Linked DNA regions of Homo sapiens: region 2 is linked to region 1. The links are chromatin contacts, found by Hi-C or POLR2A ChIA-PET in ENCODE. All regions are on one chromosome and are shown on one strand. Each heading gives the region's core, a stretch centred on a gene start or an enhancer-like site at or near the end of the contact. The rest is flanking DNA. Distances are from core to core; before and after follow the strand shown. Region 1 overlaps SENP8 (SUMO peptidase family member, NEDD8 specific). Region 2 holds the start of GRAMD2A (GRAM domain containing 2A).

What was found. A loop is a pair of places that touch in the nucleus more often than their neighbours do. ChIA-PET counts read pairs that join two places held with the same protein, here RNA polymerase II (POLR2A). Pooled maps may share reads with other maps.
Region 2: a loop to region 1 is called in a pooled map, with 2.2 times the contacts of the local background. The contact joins the promoter of GRAMD2A here to the enhancer-like site in region 1. A Hi-C loop is called at or near these places in 2 of 50 pooled maps. POLR2A ChIA-PET finds 5 or more read pairs at or near these places in 6 of 52 experiments (A549, AG04450, MCF 10A and 3 more).

What each region holds. Positions count from the first base shown.
Region 1 is chr15:72,139,911-72,145,661 of GRCh38, reverse strand. It overlaps SENP8 (SUMO peptidase family member, NEDD8 specific), which reads right to left. Exons shown (of 2, transcript NM_145204.4): 2 at 1,970-5,751. The coding sequence ends at 5,400. Among named protein-coding and RNA genes, the nearest start is that of SENP8, 24 kb to the right of the region's middle. RefSeq lists an enhancer at 3,800-3,889. Within about 2 kb of position 4,126, at least 2 of the 41 ENCODE cell types and tissues checked have a DNase peak (open chromatin) inside an H3K27ac peak, as active enhancers do.
Region 2 is chr15:72,196,457-72,202,060 of GRCh38, reverse strand. It overlaps GRAMD2A (GRAM domain containing 2A), which reads left to right and starts at 4,274. Exons shown (of 12, transcript NM_001012642.3): 1 at 4,274-4,330. The coding sequence starts at 4,290. It overlaps PKM (pyruvate kinase M1/2), which reads left to right. Exons shown (of 11, transcript NM_002654.6): 10 at 1,406-1,587; 11 at 2,305-3,032. The coding sequence ends at 2,411. RefSeq lists a silencer at 4,127-4,546 and an enhancer at 4,657-4,836.

The DNA.
Region 1 (5,751 bases), core at 2,877-5,376:
ACCTGAGGTCACGAGTTTGAGACCAGCCTGGCCAACATGGCAAAACTCCGCCTCTATTAAAAATACAAAAATTATCTGGGTGTGGTGGCACCCGCCTGTAATCCCAGCTACTTGGGAGGCTGAGGTAGGACAATCACTTGAACGTGGGAGGTGGAGGTTGCAGTGAGCCGAGATAGTGCCACTGCAATCCCGCCTGGGAGACAGAGCGAGACTCCATCTCAAAAAATAAAATAAAACAAAATAAAATAAAATAAACAGTAAAGGTAGGGGAGATTTTACACACTTAAATGCTGATGGAAAGGAGGCAATAGAGAGAAACTGATGGTGATGATGTGTGTAAATTGTTTGCAGGATATCCCTGTGCAGATGGAGGGTTAGCCTTAGCTCTGAGGTCACTCTGTAATAGAAATAAGTGAAGAAGGTGCCAAAACGGGCAGATATAGGTAGGCTTGTAGACCTGGCGTCAGGGAAGTTGAAGGAGTTCATGTCTGACAGCTTCTATTTTCTCTCTAAAGTAGGAGTGAGGGTGGAGGTGAGCATTGTCCAGGTTTGAGGAATGAAGACTGAGATAGCAGCTGTGAGGAGCTGAAGCAGGAGCTGGCTAGGGAAGCAAAGCCTACTGTAGAAAACCTTGCCTGAGCCTGCATCATGGAGAAAGGGTTTTCTTCTAAATACAAGTTGCTTGGTTTTGGTACACGGAGGACAAAGATCCCGGAAACAGCCTTTGTCTTTTAATGCAAACTGCAGGATGTAAGATTTTTTCCAGAGTAATGATAATTCTTCCCTACTGCTGACACTGAAGACGACTATCACTTCGTTTGACACTCTGAGATGTTAGTTTTTCCCTACATAAGAAAATTTAAGTGTATTCAGAACTTGATTTTTCCGCCAGGCACGGTGGTTCACGCCTCTAATCCCAGCACTTTGGGAGGCTGAGGTGGGCAGATCACTTGAGGCCTGGAGTTCAAGACCAGCCTGGCCAATGTGGAGAAATCCCATCTCTACTGAAAATACAAAAATTAGCTGGGTGTGATGGCGGGCACCTGTAGTCCCAGCTACTCAGGAGGCTGAGGCAGGAGAACTGGTTGAGCCCTGGAGGCGGATGTTGCAGAGAGCCAAGATCACACCACTGAACTCCAGCCTGGGCGACAGAGTGAGACTCCATCTCAAAGTGGAATTTCAGCCTCATATTGGAACTTAGTGACCAATTTTGCCACTATTGTGCAGGGCATCTTTGCTTAGTCCCATTTATTTGATGCAATTCCTTTAAGCCCTCTTTTTTGGAGATTCCCCACGCTGCTGCTCTTGTTCAACTTCCCGTCTTTCATATACATGTAATATTAAAGGTAATTTAACACAGGACATAAAATGTAGGGTTTTTTTTTTTTTTTTTTGAGATGATGGAGTCTCGCTCTGTTGCCCAGGCTGGAGTGCAATGGCACGATCTCAGCTCACTGCAAGCTCCGCCTCCCGGGTTCACGCCATTCTCCTGTCTCAACCTCCCGAGTAGGTGGGACTACAAGGTGCCCACCACCACACCCAGCTAACTTCTTTTTGTATTTTTCGTAGAGACAGGGTTTCACCATGTTAGCCAGGATGGTCTGGATCTCCCGACCTCGTGATCTGCTCGCCTCGGCCTCCCAAAGTGCTGGGACTACAGGCGTGAGCCACTGCGCCCGGCCAATGTAGGGCTTTTAAGGTGCCCTAAACCAGCAGAGCAGTATAAGGAGCTGATCCAGATATGACTTAATATATAAAACCAAGCCAGTTATATAGGTCCTGCTGCCTAGCAGTTAATTCAGATGACAATTTCTCACTATTAGTTTCTGTAACATACCAGCTGAATATATGAAATTTAGAAACTGAGGCTAGACTACATTTAAAATGTTCAAGTGTGAAGTTCTTGCCATTTTCTAGGACAGGGAGAAAGGAATAGGTGGAAAAAGTGTGAGACGAGATGGAGGCCACGTGACTGAGCTTCTGAGTTTATTTATAAAATGAGAATAACAGTACCTGTTGAAACATGAGAACATAAGAATTAATGAGATTATATATTTCTATAGAACCTCAAAAATGTACAAGTTACTTTATATATATGGTAATATATATAATGATGCATATATAATATGCAAGGTACTTGTGTAATATGTGTGCATAAAGTACCCTGCACATTACAGAGTGATAAAAAGGTTAGTTGTTGCTATTCACCATCCTTGAATAAGTTTCTCTTTTGTACATAACAGTAATTATCAGCCATTTTTTACACAGCTGTTTAGCTGCATAGCAATATAAAACTAAGTTTTCAAACTTGTTGTTAGTCTTAAAATGGAACTGAGTAGGACAGAAGGAAAACAAGGTTTATTTTGTAGATGAGACTACTGAATCTGACAGACCCTGGATTTGACATTCATGCTCTAACACCATAGCATGTACATTTCTGTAAATACTTTTTTTTTTTTTTTTGAGATAAGAGTCTCGCTCTGTTGCCTAGGCTGGAGTGCAGTGGCACAATCTCAGCTCACTGCAACCTCCGCCTCCCAGGTTCAAGTGATTCTCCTGCCTCAGCCTGCTGAGTAGCTGGGATTACAGGCGCCCACCTACCATGCCCGGCTAATTTTTGTATTTTTAGTAGAGACGGGGTTTCGCCATGTTGGCCAGGCTGGTCTTGAACTCCTGACCTCAGGTGATCTGCCTGCCTTGGCCTCCCAAAGTCCTGGGATTACAGGCATGAGCCATTGCGCCCGGCCTGCCCCATGTAACTGAGAAATTCTACTTGGTCATTTCAATGGAATGTGTTATTAAAACATACGGTCAATATGCATATTGTAAAATTATAGTATAGTCAAAATAATTAGGTACATATCAGAAACATAATCCACTTTATCTGATCTGGTTAGGACCAGCGCTTGTGAACTTCAACATATACCTTGCCAAATGGTTGAAATATTTGTGTTTTAAACACTATTACATAGGAAACCCACTGATACTTATATTTTCTACAACCATTTATAGCTGGGTTTATATATGGTAACTTTTCTGAATTCCATATTGAGACACGGGTTGGACAAGTGTGACTATACTTACCGGGCAATACAACAGGATATCTGAAAGCAGGTTAGTTCAGTTTGATAATTGCTTAGCCCAGTTTTGAAAAACCTGCCTTCCTTTTGAATATTTTGATTAATTTTGCAGAATAGATCCTTTTGACTCTAAGAGAGAAGGGAACGCAATACCAGCAAAAGATTTTTTCCTATTTTGTGTCATGTAACATGAATGGTATGTGGTCAAGCAGGTGTGTAACTTACCGGGTACTATAGTATCCAGTGAAATACAAGTCAATTCTTAAATTCTCCTGCAATTTATAATGCTAACATTTACAAATGACATACTCAAAATTTCATAGGAGGACACTAATCTGTGGCACAGTCCAATCAGGCTAATGCATTTGGAAAATGCATTTTTTATATATATGTAGATAGATTACATATACATGTCTATACGTGTGTATATATATTTTTCTATATATATTTAAAAGACTAGTGTAGTTTAAAAATTTACTTATAAATTTACTTATAAGATGAATCGTAGGGAGTTAGGAAAGATTGCTTTCATATGCTTTAATTCTCAGATTGAAGATACTCTGATATTTAAATAAACATACTTTGCATTGTCAGAAAGATAACTTTTCCCAGAGAGGATTTGACTTTAATAGTCTAGATTAGCTGCCTAAGTCAACAGTCACTGAAATAACATTGTTTTCTTATCTTTATCTACACTTGTGGCCTATCATCAGTGACCTTTGTCACTTCTCTTGCTGTCCCTCCCTCTGTATTTCACCTCTATGGATGACTGCCAGTTCCTAATCTTTTTCCTAGCCCCATCTTCCATTAGGACTGGTTTTTATCCAAAATGTACCGACTTGAAATGGAAACTTTTTTTGATAGCTTTCTCTTTGACTTTTAGTTTCAGCTCCTGCTCACTCAGGCCTGCTATGTAACCTGTACTTATTTACCCTTACTGTGTTTTCCCTTCTCGGCTAAAAGGAACCAAGTTACTTTCTCTGTGGTCACTGAGTGGTGAGGTTATTTTGGGCCATGAGGGCTGGGGGCAGGGTTAGGCTGGGGAGGTAGCTGAAATAAGTTTCATGGCTGAAGCTCATCTTTGGTTTTCAAGTCTCATAGGCCTTGCAATCTAATTCTCATTAGGAATAGAATTAATTTGTGTACCTAACATGTCATCTGGTTGTTTACTATTTGAAACAACTGAAACACATCAGTGCTTCTGGAGGGATAGTATTTCGTTCTACTCTTGGTTCCACATTTTACAAATTACATTCCCTGCATTTTTAATTAAGTAAAAGGGCTGAGAAAGGTCACTTTTCTTCCTTTATATTTAAAAAACAAACCAACTCTAAGTCTGTTAAGTTTCAGATACAAAAATCATCCTGAAATTACCATGACATAACTAAAAACAATTCTGCCAGAATTAAGGACAGAGAGGAAAACCTATAACTATCAGGAAGAACAAATGTTTATCTGAAACAACAGGTAACCTTGGGAAGGTATCAACTATGAATTTTAGAACCAAAGAACTTTGGATATAAGGAGGAAGTGTGTGCATGGCTAATAGACAAGGCAGAGAAAAGCAGTTATTAATCCAGAGTAGCAAGTCTACCCAATCAGTGAGCAAACTGAGAGGTCCACCAGACATTAATTTTAATGAGGTTACTCAAGATTTCCCCTTTCTTCAAGCATTCCAGGAATCAGATGGAGGAAGATAGGGTAACATCATCTTTATCAAATATTTGCAAACATTATATAGATAGCTGGAAAAGCCTGTGCATGGTGAATGGAAGAGATGTCACATAAAACCGAATAACTGAGTCTCATAATATTTAGGTCTTGAATGAAGTTAGGCCTTGATCTGCTTCCAGCCAGTTGATCTCTTAATTATGTAGGCTGTGCAACAAGTTTTTGGTTCTGTTTTATAGTTTTCTTCTCTGCATTCCTCTAGATTTAATATATTCTTGATTTGTTTTACAGATCACTGCTTTTCCTCCAGAATAAGCCAATGTGGATAAGGGAGACCAAAGGAAATTAATTATATACCAATAAGAAAAGTCTTACGTAAACCCTGTGTGTAATAAATGTTCAAATAAGTTGGTTGTAAGGTTTTGGTGTACAATTTCAAGATATTTTCACAGAACATATTGCTCCCCAGTCAGGGTTAAAGTGAAACGTTCCATGGGGATAATGCAGAGGATGATATTCTTTCAGGAAAAAGAGTATTAAGCTTTCCTCTACTAGGCATCTTCCCTCAGGCACTGAGATTGCAGCCATCCAACAAATGGGGAAGGGCAGAAAGAGGAGCCTTCAAAAGTCGCAAATATACTTCAATAGCTACTTTTTAGCAAGTGTGGTAATGAGATCTTTCCATTCTCCCCTCTTCTTTGTGATGTATGCAGGGGTGAGTAGCTGCAGCAGTGATTCTGTCTGTTGCCTAAAGAAGTTCTGACACAAGGCCTCAGTGTTACATATCACGTACATCCCACAGTCATAGCTGTTTTGTTGGGCAGGGGCTTTCTCTTCCACAAAGGCCAGTTTGTCTCCTTTTCTGCCTAAGAAAGCCTCCAGTTTCTCTGCTACCTGCTTTGCGTGAACTGAGTTGCTCCTGCTATGGGAATCATAATGAAAAAAGCTATTTTTATCTTGGAGGTAGACCAATAAACTCCAGTGGGTTCCTCCAGCTGCC
Region 2 (5,604 bases), core at 3,025-5,524, 56 kb before region 1:
GCTGTTTACTGTGCCTCCATTTGGCACACTAGTCCCTGCTGTTTTTGAGCCCTAAAGACAAATTGGGTTCCAGCTCAGGAGAGGTTGCTGTGCTATCTTGGCTGACATTCTGTGGGGCCTGGCAGCCAGGCTGAGGACTGTGTGGCCTATGCTGGGCCTCCAACTTGGGATCCCTTCCTTGGCCCAGGACATTGAGTTAATGTCCTTCACTCTCCTAGTTAGGGAGTATGCTCCTTGTCCCTGTCCACAGGGCAGCAAGGGTTTCCTGGAAGAGGGGAGCAAACAGGCAGTGCCCATGCACTGAGGAGCAGCAGATGGGCGTGGGCAGCCCAGAGAACCAGGACACAAGCTCTGTGCAGATGCCCTCAGCAGAGGGCTCCAGCCTCCCACTCTTGGCTGAACAGCTCCAACCCGTAGGGTTGACCTTTCTTAAAAGGTCCAGTTCTTGCTGTTTGGCTATTTTAAGCTCTAGTCTTCTGGGGTTTCACTCAGCTGGTCCTGGCTTCAGCAATTGCTTCCCTCTGAAGGCCTTGCATAGAGGCCAAGCGTGAAGTGCAGGGACTTCTCTGCTGTGATGTGGCTTAAGTTTCCCTGACACCTGTTGAGTGTCCTCATAACTTCCCTTCTGGTGCCCCTCCCCAGCTCCTGAGACACAGCTGCAGCTACAAGTGTGCAGTGTCAGTGTTCAAGAAAGTGCCTGGCAGAGGGGCTTTAGAAGGGTCCCCTGCCTTCCAAAGGAGCTTTGGCAGGCAGAGCTGCTCCTGCAGCAACACTCCCATTTCCTGTTCTTGCCTGCTGAGTAGCACCTAGATTTCTAAGCCTCATCTAGATACTCAGATTTGATTCTGGGCCTTTATAGCCCAGTTGCTGGGACTGTTTCAGGAGCTAGGGGCCATGTGGGGCAGGGAGAGGGCACAAAAGTAGAGAAGCCTGATGTTGATTCCCAGGGGGCTGGTCAGCTCTGCTACTGCTCCTTGCAGATGTCAAGAGTCAGGTGCTAGTCACGTGCTGCTTGGCTTGTCACTGTCATTGGCAGCGAGAGGAATGGGTGCTGGTGACATTGGGCCAGGGCTGCCTCTCTGTGTCAGAGTTCAGGGTGTAGGAGGGGTTCTGCCAACCATGGGCTGTGTGGGGTAAGTGGGTGAGGCTGATCTTGCTGGGTCAAGGTGATCCTGAGCCCTTGGCCTGTGGAATGGGGGTAGAGGGCAAATGGTAACCTAGCATGCTGTGGGGGATATAGGATGAGGGGCTGCCCGAGCCTCGGGAGGGGTCCTAGGGAGCAGATGTTGAAGAGGCCAGAGCCCTCAGTGAGCTGGATGAGAGGGTGAGCTGTTTGAACGCCCTGAGGGTACTTCCTGGGGCCTCGTGTAATGGTCTCTTCTGTATGTCCCCCATCCCATCTCAGGTCTGCTCACCAGGTGGCCAGATACCGCCCACGTGCCCCCATCATTGCTGTGACCCGGAATCCCCAGACAGCTCGTCAGGCCCACCTGTACCGTGGCATCTTCCCTGTGCTGTGCAAGGACCCAGTCCAGGAGGCCTGGGCTGAGGACGTGGACCTCCGGGTGAACTTTGCCATGAATGTTGGTACGTGGCTGGAGCAGGGGCTAGAGCCTAGAGGAGCTTGGGGATGCTTGAGCATTGGCTTCTGTGGGACCCCGAAAGTTTGGGGAATAGAAAGGGGAACACACAGACCTTAGTGGGGCAAAAGGCCCAGCGACTGTTCCTCTCCCTTATTGGGAATGTTCATTCTGAATCTCTCATTCTCCGAAGTCCTAAGCTGAGCCAGGAGGGAAAAGGGTCCTTTGAGTTGTAGGGCTGAGCAATTCAGTTCCTCTTCTCTTCTAGTCTGGGGCTCAAAGCAAAATTGTCCATTTTTTGGCATCTGCTCATTACTGAGAGTTTTTTTTGTTTTTTGTTTTTTTTTTAAATAAAATTGGCCACAGCTCCTGTGCTGTGGGGTGGCATACACAGATTACGTACTGATGTGGCCATTGTCCCTGTATAAGGTAGGGTATCATCAGATGACAGGAAGCAGCTAGCTCTGACCCTGGGCAAGGCTTTGCACCCTCTCCAGGATAGTGAATGATGTCCAAAGGTCCCTGCCAACCCTGCCATCTGAGTGATAAGGACATTTCAGGGCCTTCCTCCTGTTTGCCTGGGCTGTGAGTTTGGTGCCACCTTGTGGTGTGAGGAAGTAGTGGTCAGCCAGCCTAGTTCAGTACTCAGGCTATGGGGCAGCTGCCCAGGTGCAAACCTGCCTGGCTTGGCTTTTACTCACCAACCTCCCTTCTCTTCCTCCAGGCAAGGCCCGAGGCTTCTTCAAGAAGGGAGATGTGGTCATTGTGCTGACCGGATGGCGCCCTGGCTCCGGCTTCACCAACACCATGCGTGTTGTTCCTGTGCCGTGATGGACCCCAGAGCCCCTCCTCCAGCCCCTGTCCCACCCCCTTCCCCCAGCCCATCCATTAGGCCAGCAACGCTTGTAGAACTCACTCTGGGCTGTAACGTGGCACTGGTAGGTTGGGACACCAGGGAAGAAGATCAACGCCTCACTGAAACATGGCTGTGTTTGCAGCCTGCTCTAGTGGGACAGCCCAGAGCCTGGCTGCCCATCATGTGGCCCCACCCAATCAAGGGAAGAAGGAGGAATGCTGGACTGGAGGCCCCTGGAGCCAGATGGCAAGAGGGTGACAGCTTCCTTTCCTGTGTGTACTCTGTCCAGTTCCTTTAGAAAAAATGGATGCCCAGAGGACTCCCAACCCTGGCTTGGGGTCAAGAAACAGCCAGCAAGAGTTAGGGGCCTTAGGGCACTGGGCTGTTGTTCCATTGAAGCCGACTCTGGCCCTGGCCCTTACTTGCTTCTCTAGCTCTCTAGGCCTCTCCAGTTTGCACCTGTCCCCACCCTCCACTCAGCTGTCCTGCAGCAAACACTCCACCCTCCACCTTCCATTTTCCCCCACTACTGCAGCACCTCCAGGCCTGTTGCTATAGAGCCTACCTGTATGTCAATAAACAACAGCTGAAGCACCTGTTTCCTCTCTTTTCTGCTGGGGAGGGGGAGGTGGTTGAACCCTGCCCTCTGAGCAGGCTGGGAATGGCTGCAGCCTCGTGCCCCGCAGTGGGAGCTATGGTGGTGTCACCTGCCATCCTGCCCACCTCCTGGTGCAGAGGCGCTGGGAAAGCAGTAGCTTACTATCTTAGGGTTACAGGTTGCCCCCTTCAGTGCTGCGGGGAGACTTTAATGGCTTACGTGAACCGAAGATGGGAAAGAGCAGGGACAAGGCCTCCCTCCCACTCTGGTAGATAAACCCAAATTGCAAAGTGGCCTTGGCCATGGTTCTTCCACTTTGGTCTTCCTGCATTAGCGTATCCCTTATGGGGGCTGTAGGAGGAGTCAGCTCTGGGCGCCTGAGACTGGGTTTGGCTCCCAGGTCCTCAGTTGTGGACCTAGGCTCCCCTTGGGACCCCTCCTGTTTGCTGGTGCCCTCCCACCATGATGCTGTAGTGCCAAAGGGCTGGGGGAGAGAGTTGGGAATGGGACCAAATCTGGCCTGCGCTTTTCCTCTCCCCTGACCACACTCCCAAGGACCAAGTGTCCTGGTGGGGATGGAAGAGGAAAGGGCCTGCAGGCCAGGCAAAAGCTCATTGTCACACTGAGCGCACGTGCCTCTGCTTCCCTGCCTTTGATTTGTGTCCACCTTCAGCCCCTTTGCAGACTCCTCCAAAAGTGTATTTCCTTGGAGAAACTGCAATGTTAACTCCGGCAAAAGTGCGTGGGAGCATCCTGGCTCCCGGGTTCGTGGTGGTGACTTGGCTGTCAGACCATGGTGTTCAATATCCCCTTTGGTGTTCCCCACTGACGGTAAAATTGAAACTTATCCGGAGCTCTATGTTGGGAAGGGTTAGGTTGGAGAGGGGCCGGAATTGGTTCCTGCAGAGGGACCCAAGCCGCAAGACTAGGACGACAGAAGCGTCCAGAGGGGACACAATACCCTCGACGTGAGGGACAGGAGGTGCCGCGCCAGGCCCTGGCCTCCGGGACCTCCCAGTCCGGGGAACCGAGCGCTAGGATCTGCTCAGAGCTTGGAGCCCCACCTGGGGAAGGTGGGGAAGGAGAGAAGCTGGGGAAGCTGGGGAATGAGGGGGAGGAACGGCCAATGGGCTGTGCCCGGCCCGCGCGACCCGCCAATGGGCGGGCGGGCGGGGCGGGCTCTCGACGGGGCGGGCGGGGTCCGGCGGGCGCTGGGTCCCGGCGCGCGGTCGGGGCGCTGGGTGCAGGCGCCGGGATGACCGCTTTAAGCCGGAGCGAGGCCACCGAGGAGGGCGGGTAAGGGGTTGCGGCCCGGGGGCCGGTCTCGGGGGTTCCGGAGGCCGCCGCGAGGGGCTGCTGCCGCGCGGGGCAGGACGGCTCCTGGGGCCGCGGCAACTCGGCGCGTTCTGCCCACGGGGCAGGCACTTCCCGGCCGCCGGAATGCGGGCTCCGGGCCAGAGCTGCACCGCGCGCCCAGGCGTCTCCCGGGGCCCGCGAGGTGTTCGCACTAGGACCGGGTGTCTTGGCTGAGTCTGCTGCGACCTGGGGGATGAGGGACGGTCCCGGCAGCATCGGGGCAAGGAAGGGCACCCTCCTCGGGACGCCCCGCATGGCCCATCTCCGCCTCGCCACTCTGTTCATCCTTTCATTTATTCATTCATCATTCGTTGCCCGCGGTATCGACTCCCAGTCCTAATTGCCCCCGACCCAAAGGTTGGATTTCCCTGCGTCCCCTGGAGGGCCAGACTGTTTCCTCTCGCCGCCGAATCCGTATTGTAGCGGCCCGCGGCTGCGGGGAGGCAGCTCGGAGCTGTCTCAGCACGACGCGGCCTCCCCCGGGCGCCAGGCCCATCCCGGTCGGGCGGGCTGGGGCCGGTCTCCCGGCCTCGAGACCTGGTCCAAAGTCGCCCTGGGAGAAAGGGATAAGGAGGCAGGGCAGACAGGAGCTGGCGCTGCACGTAACATCCAGAATTGTGGTTTCTGCTGCTTGAGGTCTTAGGGTCCTGGGAGTGACATTGTTTGGGGGAACCTGTCAATTCCTGCCCCGGTCCAGGTTCCAAGCCGCACAGCCTAAGGTCGGGTACAGCCTGGCATCCTCGGCCAGCTAGCACTGGGGCAGGTAGGATGAATGTGTGAGCCTTGTGTCCAAATCAGCCCGAGACACACAGGGATGTGGACCCCAGCGGGACTCCCTCTGCCTTATACTCAGAGGGACTGGTGGGGCTCCACCCCGCTGTCGTCTGTGTCTCTGCTCTGCTTGCCGCCCCACTCACTATGCTTGATTGTTTAAAGGTGCCCCTCCTTGCAGGGGCCAGGCTCCTAGGGAACGAGAGAGGGTACCCTCGCAACCTGATGTCTTCACCCCATGTCCACCTGTAGCCGGCTCTAAAGTCTGGCTCCTTTCAGAGCAAAGACTTATGGCCTTGCTGGGAGAGGTAGAATAGAGGGTGTCTATCCCATTCTTCAGTGAGGAGTCAGTATGCCCCTCCTTCTTTTTTCTTTTTTTTTTTTCTGAGACAGTTTCACTCTGTCACCCAGGCTGGAGTGCCGTGGTGGGATCTTGGCTCACT